Linked DNA regions of Homo sapiens: region 2 is linked to region 1. Evidence: read pairs that join two places in POLR2A ChIA-PET (ENCODE). Cell type or tissue: HepG2. All regions are shown on one strand.

Evidence for each region. Peaks named below come from ENCODE experiments on the same cell type or tissue, not always from the same donor. Only the 100,000 strongest peaks of a DNase experiment are listed, where the experiment ranks them.
Region 2: POLR2A ChIA-PET joins it to region 1 with 5 read pairs; 5 of 35 experiments call an interaction of 5 or more read pairs at or near these places.

The regions. Positions count from the first base shown.
Region 1 is chr12:123,248,428-123,253,427 of GRCh38, reverse strand. The region is part of intron 1 of MTRFR (mitochondrial translation release factor in rescue); the gene reads right to left. Among named protein-coding and RNA genes, the nearest start is that of MTRFR, 17 kb to the right of the region's middle. RefSeq lists an enhancer at 2,059-2,848. In HepG2, no CTCF peak of the experiment used is centred here; a DNase peak (open chromatin) is centred at 2,467.
Region 2 is chr12:122,210,467-122,215,466 of GRCh38, reverse strand. The region is part of intron 5 of DIABLO (diablo IAP-binding mitochondrial protein); the gene reads left to right. Among named protein-coding and RNA genes, the nearest start is that of B3GNT4, 9.3 kb to the right of the region's middle. In HepG2, no CTCF peak of the experiment used is centred here; no DNase peak of the experiment used is centred here.

The DNA.
Region 1 (5,000 bases):
ACATATTTTCTTGCAATAGACCAAAAATATCTTCCAAGCACCCGGGGGTGCTGTTTTCTCAGAAAGGAGAGGTTTTGAGTGTGAAATTCAGGCCGGGCATGGTGGCTCACACCTGTAATCCAAGCACTTTGGGAGGCCGAGGCAGGTGGATCACAAGGTCAGGAGTTCAAGACCAGCCTGGCCAAGATGATGAAACTATCTCTACTAAAAATACAAAAATTAGCCGGGCTTGGTGGTGGGTGCCTGTAATCCCAGCTACTCGGGAGGCTGAGGCAGAGCCACTGCACTCCAGCCTGGACAACAGAGCGAGACAGTGTCTCAAAAAAAAAAAAAAAAAAAAAAAAAAAAAAAAAAAAATTCAAAGGAACGGACTGTAATTTGATACAGGTAAATAGTGCATCAAGCAAAAATTAGGATCTGGGTCAAGTGCCAGTATTTAAATGTTTGAGAATCTCTGAAATCAAAATGTAAAGATGACAGTATGAGAGTCTATTTTATTTTTTGAGACGGAATCTCGCTCTGTCGCCCAGGCTGGAGTGCGATGGCGCGATCTTGGCTCACTGCAACCTCCGCCTCCCAGGTTCAAGTGATTCTCCTGCCTCAGCCTCCTGAGTAGCTGGGATTACAGGCGTGTGCCACCACACCCGGCTAATTTTTGTATTTTTAGTAGAGGCGGGGATTCACCATGTTGGCCAGGCTGGTCTCGAATTCCTGACCTCAGGTGATCTGCCCACCTCGGCCTCCCAAAGTGCTGGGATTACAAGTGTGAGCCACCCCCCACCCCCACCCAGGGCTGAGTAGTCTATTTTATAGCTGAGCTTAAACAGTCTGACATAGTAAACATCACTATCAATCAATGTCATGATTGTTGTTTTTTGTTTCCAGTTTCATGGATTTGAATGTGAACATCTGTTCCCTGGACGCACTGCCAACAACGTGGTCCAACTGGTACTCATCGTTGGAACTACCAAGTCAACTAATTTTTTTTTTTTTTTTGAGACAGAGTCCCACTCTGTCGCCCAGGCTGGACTGCAGTGGCGCGATCACAGCTCACTGCAGCCTTGACTTCCCCAGGGTCAGGCGATTCTGTCACCTCAGGCTCCCTAGTAGGTGAAGACTACAGGCAGACACCACCACATCTGAGTAATTACTTTTTGTAGAGATGGGGTTTCGCCATATTGCCCAGGCTGGTCTTGAACTCCCTAAGGTCAAGTAATCCACCTGCTTCAGCCTCCCAAAGTTCTGGGATTACAGGCGTGAGCCACTGCATCCAGCCAGTCAACTTTTAATAAGGTCCTTGTTAGGTACAGTAAGGGACATGAGATGAAAAAGAGCTGGACTGTCTTCTTGGAGCTTACAGGTTAGTTAGAGAAGATATTAAAAGACAGATGAGATGGGCCTAGACTCTCTGCCTACATCTTTCTCCAGTGCTGGATGCTCCCTGCCCTTGAACATCAGACTCCACGTTCTTCAGTTTTGGGACTCAGACTGGCTCTCCTTGCTCCTCAGCTCTAGACAGCCTATTTTGGGACCTTGTGATCATAATTTATTTGCATGGGAGCTCCTGGGATCATAGCAGACAGGAGGCAGGACTAGATTGTAGCTTCAGACAGAGCAGCATGCAGAGGCTTGCATTGTGAATTTTAGCTCTAGATCAACTGCAAGAACAAACCAGCAATCCTGAGAGGACCCACAGACCCTCTGAAGGAAGCGGATTGCTCCTGCAGGGCCCGGGAGACCCCCAAATACTGTGAGTGCCCCAACTGTGGAAGTGGGAAAGGGAGATCCTCCTCTCCCGAACACACACCCCCCCACTGGAGAGGCTGAAGGTCTGTTTGCAGGAGAAATTTCCAACTTTACCTGGAGCTAAGTCAGACTCAGCAGAGCGAACTACAGGGGTAGAGGAAGCAGCAGAAAGGCCGTGGGAGCTCGCTGGGTCCCCAGAAGGCCCATTCCTGCCTGGCACCACAGGGATCCATCGGGAGGGTGGCCAGAGGAGCAAGGGATAAAACTCCACAGGGAGAAGAATTCTCTAGTCGAACTTCGTAACAATTTAAACAGGGTGAGAAGCCTCCTGGCCAGAACTTGGGCAACTGCACGAATCCAGCATGCAGACTTCACAGGTGGGGGAAGAACTACAGCCCTTTTCTTTCGCTGCTGGGAGGGGCACAGCCTTGGGGCAAATTTTCAAGCCAGTCTCACCCTCTGCCTGGAAACAGACTCGGGGCAGTTGTGGGGGAACACGGTGGGAGTAAGACCGGCCCTTGGGTTTGTGTGGGAGCTGGGTGAGGCCTGTGACTGCCAGCTTTCCCCCACTTCCCTGACAACCTGCATGACTCAGCAGAGGCAGCCATAACTCTCCTAGGTACACGACTCCAGTGACCTGGGAATCTCACCCACATTCCCTACAGCAGCCGCAGCAAGACCCGCCCAAGGAGAGTCTGAGCTCAGACACGCCTAGCTCCACCCCCACCTGATGGTCCTTCCCTATGCACCCTGGCAGGAAGACAAAGGGCAAATAAATCTTGGGAGTTCTAGGGCCCCGCCCACTGCTGGTTCCTCCCCATATTACCACAGCTGATGCTTTCTGGAAAGGACCACCTCCTGGCAGGAGGCCAACCAGCAAAAAAAATAGACCATTAACCCACCAAAGCTCCATTGTACCCTCTGCCACCTCCACCGAACAGGCACTGGTAGCCATGGCTGAGAGACCCATAGATGGTTCACATCACAGGACTCTGCAGATAACCTCCAGTACCAGCCTGGAACTGGGAAGATTCGCTGGGTGGCTAGACCCAGAAGAGAGACAACAATCACTGCAAGTTTGGCTCATAGGAAGCCACATCCATAGGAAAAGGGGCAGAGTACTACATGAAGAGAACACCCCATGGGACAAAAGAATCTGAACAGCCTTCAGCCCTAGACCTTCCCTCTGACAGAGCCTACCCAAATGAACAAACCCTGGTAATATGACAAAACAAGACGCTTCAACACCCCCCAAAAAACATACTAGTTCACTGGCAATGGATCCAAACCAAGAAGAAATACCTGATTTACCTGAAAAAGAATTCAGGAGGTTAGTTATTAATCAGGGAAGGACCAGAGAAAGGTGAAGCCCAATGTAAGGAAATCCAAAAAATGATACAAGAAGTGAAGGGAGAAATCACTCAGGGAAATAGATAGCTTAAAGAAAAAACAATAAAAAATTCAGGAAACTTTGGACACATTTTTAGAAATGCAAAATGCTCTGGAAAGTCTCAGCAATAGAATTCAACAAGTAGAATAAAGAAATTCAGAGCTCGAAGACAAGGTCTTCAAATTAACCCAATCCAACAAAGACAAAAAAGAATAAGAAAATATGAACAAAGCCTCCAAGAAGTCTGGGATTGTGTTAAACGACCAAACCTAAGAATAATTGGTGTTCCTGAGGAAGAAGAGAAATCTAAAAGCTTGGAAAACATATTTGGGGGAATAATCGAGGAAAACTTCCCCGGCCTTGCTAGAGACCTAGACATCCAAATACGAGAAGCACAAAGAACACCTGAGAAATCCATTGCAAAAAGATCTTCATCTAGGCATATTGTCATCAGGTTATCCAAATGAGAGGTGACAATGTGCTAGTAGCCCTCACTCGCTCTCGGCGCCTCCTTGGCCTCGGCATCCACTCTGGCTGTGCTTGAGGAGCCCTTCAGCCCGCCGCTGCACTGTGGAAGCCCCTCTCTGGACTGGCCAAGGCCAAAGCGGGCTCCCTCCGCTTGTGGGGAGGTGTGGAGGGAGAGCTCGCGGGCCAGTGAGGGCTTGGCGGGCCCCGACCTAGGAGTGGCCGGCTGGTGCCGCCGGCCCCAGGCAGTGAGGGGCTTAGCACCCCGGCCAGCAGCTGTGGAGGGTGTGCCGGGTCCCCCAGCACTGCCAGCTCACCCGGGCTGTGCTTGAATTCTCGCTGGGCCTCAGCTGCCTCCCCGTGGAGCAGGGCGTGGGACTTGCAACCCGCCATGCCTGAGTCCCCCCCTCCCCCTGCCCTGCTCCCTCATGGCCAGAGCCTCCCGGACGGGCGCCGCCCCCTGCTCTGCAACCAGTCCCATTGACCGCCCAAGGGCTGAGGAGTGCGGGGGCATGGTGTGGGACTAGCAGGCAGCTCCACCCACGGCCCCAGCATGGGATCCAGTAGGCAAAGCTAGCTGGACTCCTGAGTCGGGTGGGGACTTGGAGAACTTTTATGTCTAGCTAAAGGTTTATAAATACACCAGTCAGCACTTTGTGTCTAGCTCAAGGTTTGTAAATACACCAATCAGCACCCTGTGTCTAGCTCAAGGTTTGTAAATGCACCAATCAGTGCTCTATGTCTAGCTAATCTAGTGGGGACTTGGAGAACTTTTGTGTCTAGCTAAAGGATTGTAAATGCACCAATCAGCACTCTGTGTCTAGCTGAAGGTTTGTAAACACATCAATCAGTGCTGTGTCTAGCTAAATCTAGGGACTTGGAGAACTTTTGTGTCTAGCTAAAGGATTGTAAATGCACCAGTCAGCACTCTGTGTCTAGCTCAAGGTTTATAAACGCACCAATCAGCACCCTGTCAAAACAGACCAATCAGCTGTCTGTAAAATGGGCCAATCAGCTCTCTGTAAAATGGACCAATCAGCAGGATGTGGGTGGGGTCAGATAAGGGAATAAACGCAGGCTGCCTGAGCCAGCAGTGCAACCCGTTCGGGTCACCTTCCACACTGTGGAAGCTTTGTTCTTTTGGTCTTTGTGGTAAATGTTACTGCTGCTCACTCCTTGGGTCTGTGCTGCCTTTAAGAGCTGCAACACTCACTGCGAAGGTCTGCAGGTTCACTCCTGAAGTCAGCGAGACCACAAACCCACCAGAAGGAAGAAACTCTGGATGCATCTGAACATCTGAAGGAACAAACTCTGGACACACCATCTTTAAGAGCTGTAATACTCACCATGAGGGTCCGTGGCTTCATTCTTGAAGTCAGCAAGACCAAGAACCCACCAA
Region 2 (5,000 bases), 1.0 Mb after region 1:
ACGCCCAGCTAGTTTTTGTATTTTTAATAGAGAATAGTTTTTGTATTTTTAATAGAGAAGGGGTTTTGCCATGTTGGCCAGGCTGGTCTTGAACTCCTGACCTCAGGTGATCCACCCGCCTTGGCCTCCCAAAGTGCTGGGATTACAGGCATGAGCCACTGTGTCCGGCCAAATTTTTTTTTTTTTGAGACAGAGTTTCACTCTTGGTGCCCAGGCTGCAGTGGTAGCACTTTCTCAGCTCACTGCAACCTCTGCCTCTCCAGTTCAAGCAATTTTCCTGCCTCAGCCTCCCGATTACAAGCATGCACCACCACGCCTGGCTAATTTTTGTATTTTTAGTAGAGGCAGGTTTCGTCATGTTGTTCCTCACTTCAGCCTCTCAAAGTGCTGGGATTACAGGTGCGAGCCACCGCACCCAGCCGGCTCACCAAAGTTATAGCTTAGTACTAGTTCTTATTAAGAAACTGGTTGCAGTGGCTCATGCCTATAATCCCAGCACTTTGGGGGGCCAAGGAGGGCGGATCACTTGAGGTGGGTCACTTGAGGTCAAGAGTTTGACACTACCCTGGCCACCGTGGTGAAACCCTGTCTCTACTAAAAATACAAAAATTAGCCAGGTGTAGTGGCACACGCCTGTGCAGGAGAATGGCTTGAACCCAGGGGGTGGAGGCTGCAGTGAGCCTAGATGGCTCCACTGCACCTCAAGCCTTGGTGACAGAGCAAGACTCTGTCTCAAGAAAAAAAAAAGAAACTGGGATGAGTCAGGCACAGGGACTCAACGCGTGTCTTTGGGAAGCCAAGGCAGGCAGATTGCTGGAGCCCAGGAGTTCAAGGGCAACACAGTGAAACCCCATCTCTACCAAAAATACAAAAATTAGCTGGGCGTATTGGCGCTCGCCTGTAGTCCCAGCTACTCGGGAGGCAGAGGTGGGAGGATTGCTTGAACCCAGGAGCTCAAGGCTGCAGTGAGCTATGATCATGCCTGTGCACTCCATCCTAGGCAAAAGAGCTAGACCCTGTCTCAAAAAAGAAATTGTTATATTAAAACATACTCTTGTTTTCTGATGTCAAGATTAGCAGGCTAGGGTTCTCAATCATCAAATCTTAAAAATGATACAAAGGGCTGGGTGTGGTGGCTCACACCTGCAATCCCAGCTACTTGGGAGGGTAAGATAGGAGGATCACTTGAGCCTGGGAGGCAGAGGTTGCAGTGAGGTGAGATCATTGCACTCCAGCCTGTGCAACAGAGTGAGACCCCATCTCAAAGAAAAGATATAAAACATTTTTTAAGGTAAGTGTTGTGTCATCATACTGAAAAACAAAAAATAATTCTTTTAGAAGGTTTTTTTTGTTGTTGTTAGTTTTTTTGTTTGTTTGTTTTTTTGAGACAGTCTCATTCCATCCCCCAGGCTGGAGTGCAGTGGTGTGAACTCAGCTCACTGCAACCTCCACCTCCCTGCTTCAAGCAATTCTCTTGCCTCTGCCTCCTGAGTAGTTGGGCTTGGAAGCGCCTGCCACCATGCCTGGCTAATTTTTTTATTTTTAGTAGAGACGGAGTTTCACCATGTTGGCCAGACCGGTCTTGAATTCCTGATCTCAGGTGATCTGCCTGCCTCGGCCTCCCAAAGTGCTGGGATTACAGACATGAGCCACTGCGCTTGGCCCAGAAAAAGTAGTGATCCTGAGAAAAAGTAGTGATCCTGAGGGATCAGAGATTTGGAACAAGAATGAAACAACGGAAGTGTGGAAGCAGCATTATAGTTGTGCCACACAAACATGGCAGAGGATTTCTAGGTGCAGTGAACAGGAGGATATGCTTATATCTAGAAGGAGAAAAGGAGAATATCTAGAAGGAGAAAAGGAGGGGATGTATAAGCATTATTTGAGAAAAGTAGACATTTTCCTAGAACTCATAGAAAGGGCTAACAAAGTTGTAAACGGAATTTTTTTTTTTTTTTTCCCTGAGACAAGGTCTTACTCTGTTACCAGGCTGGAGTACAGTGGCACAATCATGGCTCACTGCTTACTACAGCCTTAGCCTCTGGGCTCAAGCGATCCTACCATGTCAGTCTCCCAGGTAGCTGGGATTATATGTTTCCGGTAGAGACAGGATTTTGCCATGTTGTCCAGGCTGGTCTTGAACTCCTGAGCTCAAGTGATCCACCCGCCTTGGCCTCTCAAACTGCTGGGATTACAGACATGAGACACTGTGCACGGCCTTATGATTTCACTTTTTTAACCAAAAATCTGGTCCAGGTGCAGTGGCTCATACCTGTTGTAATCCCAGCACTTCGGGATGCCTAAGCAGGTGGATCACTTGAGCTCAGGAGTTCGAGACCAGACTTGACAACACGATGAAACCCTGTCTCTACAAAAAAATTAGCCAGGCATGGTGATGGGCGCCTGTAGTCCCAGCTTCTTGGGAGGCTGAGGTGAGAGGATCACTTGGGCCCTGGAGGTCGAGGCTGCAGTGAGCCATGATCAGGCCAGTGTACCCCAGCCTGGTTGACAAAGCAAGACCCTGTCTTAAAAACAAAAAAATGGCCGGGCGCAGTGGCTCACGCCTGTAATCCCAGCACTTTAGGAGGCTGAGGTGGGCGGATCATGTGGTCAGGAGATAAAGACCATCCTGGTTAACATGGTAAAACCCCGTCTCTACTAAAAATACAAAAAAATTAGCTATGTGTGGTGGCGGGTGCCTGTAGTCCCAGCTACTCGGGAGGCTGAGGCAGGAGAATGGCGTGAACCTGGGAGGCAGAGCTTGCAGTGAGCAGAGATCACACCACTGCACTCCACCCTGGGCAACAGAGCAAGACTCCATCTCAAAAAAAAAAACAAAAATAAATAAATAAGCGAACAATAAAGTAACAGCATAACAAAAAGATTCAGAGCAAAATCCCAAAAGCTACTAAGAAAAAATAGATTACCTACAAAGGAAGTAGAATCAAACATCAGGCATCTTCTCCGCAACACTAGAGGTGACGATAAATCCATAACCTAGGATTTTATGTATAGCCAACTACCATCAAAAAGTGAGAATAAAAGATATCCTCAGACATAGACTCAAAGTACCACCTGTATACACTTTCTGGAAGAACTATGAAGAAGGAAAAATCAGTTTTGAGAGAAGCTACTAAGATTTTTTTTCAAAAGTTCTGAGTGTAAAACAAGTTTTTAAATTTGGGAAAGTGAAAACATGCTAAGCACATTGACATTAGACATTGTTAAACACTGCAAAGAGAATTAGTAGGAGTGGGAGGAAACTTGGTAGCTCCAGTTGAGGCAGGAAAGGTTTAAAAAGAAAACCCGTCAATTAGAAAATACAAAATTGGGCCACGTGCAGTAGTTCACACCTATGATCCCAGCACTTTGGAAGGCCAAGTCAGATGGATCAGCTGAGGTCAAGAGTTCGAGACCAGCCTGGCCAACATGGCAAAACTCCATCTGTAATTTAAAAAAAAAAAAAAAAAATTATAGGAATAATTTCAAACATCAGTGATTGCAGTAAAAATAAACTTATTAAATGACACGTTTAGATTGTGTTCCAAAATTTAGCTAAAACTAGCTAAATCAAAGAATTCAAGATAAAAAGTAATCAGTAGGACAGAACAATTCATTAAGACATTATCAATCATGAAATGTACTTAATGAGGCAAAAACTGATAGAATTACAAGGAGATCTGAGATGTGTGTAATACTCAATTTTCTGAGCACGCTTGCAGGTCAAGACAACCAAAAAAATTAAAGCTATTAAAGCTATTAAGGATTAGAACAGAATTTGTTTTGGAGACAGGGTCTTGCTCTGTTGCCCAGGCTGGAGTGTAATGGCATGATCACAGCTTACTGCAGCCTTGACCTGGGCTCAAGCCATCTTCCCATTTCAGCGTCCCAAGCAGCCCAACTAATTTTCTTTTTTTTTTTTAAGAGTTGGTGTCTTGTTATGTTCCCCAGGCTGATTTTGAACTCATGGGCTCAAGTGATCCTCCCGTCTTGGCCTGCCAGAGTGCTAGGATCACAGGCGTGAGCTGAGCCACTGCACCCAGCTCAGTGTGATTGTTTTTTATTTTGGAGACAGGGTCTCACTCTGTCACCCGGGTTGGAGTGCAGTTCCTTGATCTTGGCTCACCGTTACTTCTGCCTCCCAGGGTCAAGCAATCCTGTCTCAGCCTCCTGAGTAGCTGGGACCACAGGCAGTCACCACCACGCCCGATTAATCTTTTTTATTTTTTGGTAGAGATGGGGTTTCACCATGTTGCCCAGGCTAGTCTCGAACTCCTGAGCTAAGGCAGTCCACCTGCCTCAGCCTCCCAAAGTGCTGGGATTACAGGCGTGAGCCACTGTGCCCGTCTGTGATTTTTTTTTTTTTTTTTTTTTTTTTTTTTTTTTTTTACTTTTAACTAAACAAAGGAAAATCAGATTTGTGTGTGTGAGAGAGACAGGGTCCATGCGGGAATGCTGTGGTGGGATCATAGATCATAGCTTGCTGTAGTCTCAACCTCCTGGACTCAAGTGATCCTCCCCACTTTAGCCTCCCCAGTAGCTGGGATTACAGGTGCACACCACCATGCCCCAGCTAATTTTTTTATTTTTAGTAGAAACAGAGTTTTGCTAAGTTTCCCAGGCTGGTTTTGCAGAGTGGTTTTTAAACACCTAACAAATGTATATATACTAAATATAAAACTTTGCCCCCTCCCTCTAAATTTACATACTCTTCTAAGACACACAGTAAATTTTGTACCAGGTGACAAAAGGAAGAGACAACAAAATCATTTAAAAAGTTGATATATCACCTGGGCGCGGTGGCTCACGCCTGTAATCCCAGCACTTTGGGAGGCCAAGGCGGGTGGATCACGAGGTCAGGAGATCAAGACCATCCTGGCTAACGTGGTGAAACCCCGTCTCTACTAAAATAAAAAAAATAAATAAATAAATTAGGCATGGTGGTGGGCACCTGTAGTCCCAGCTACTCAGGAGGCTGAGGCAGGAGAATGGCGTGAACC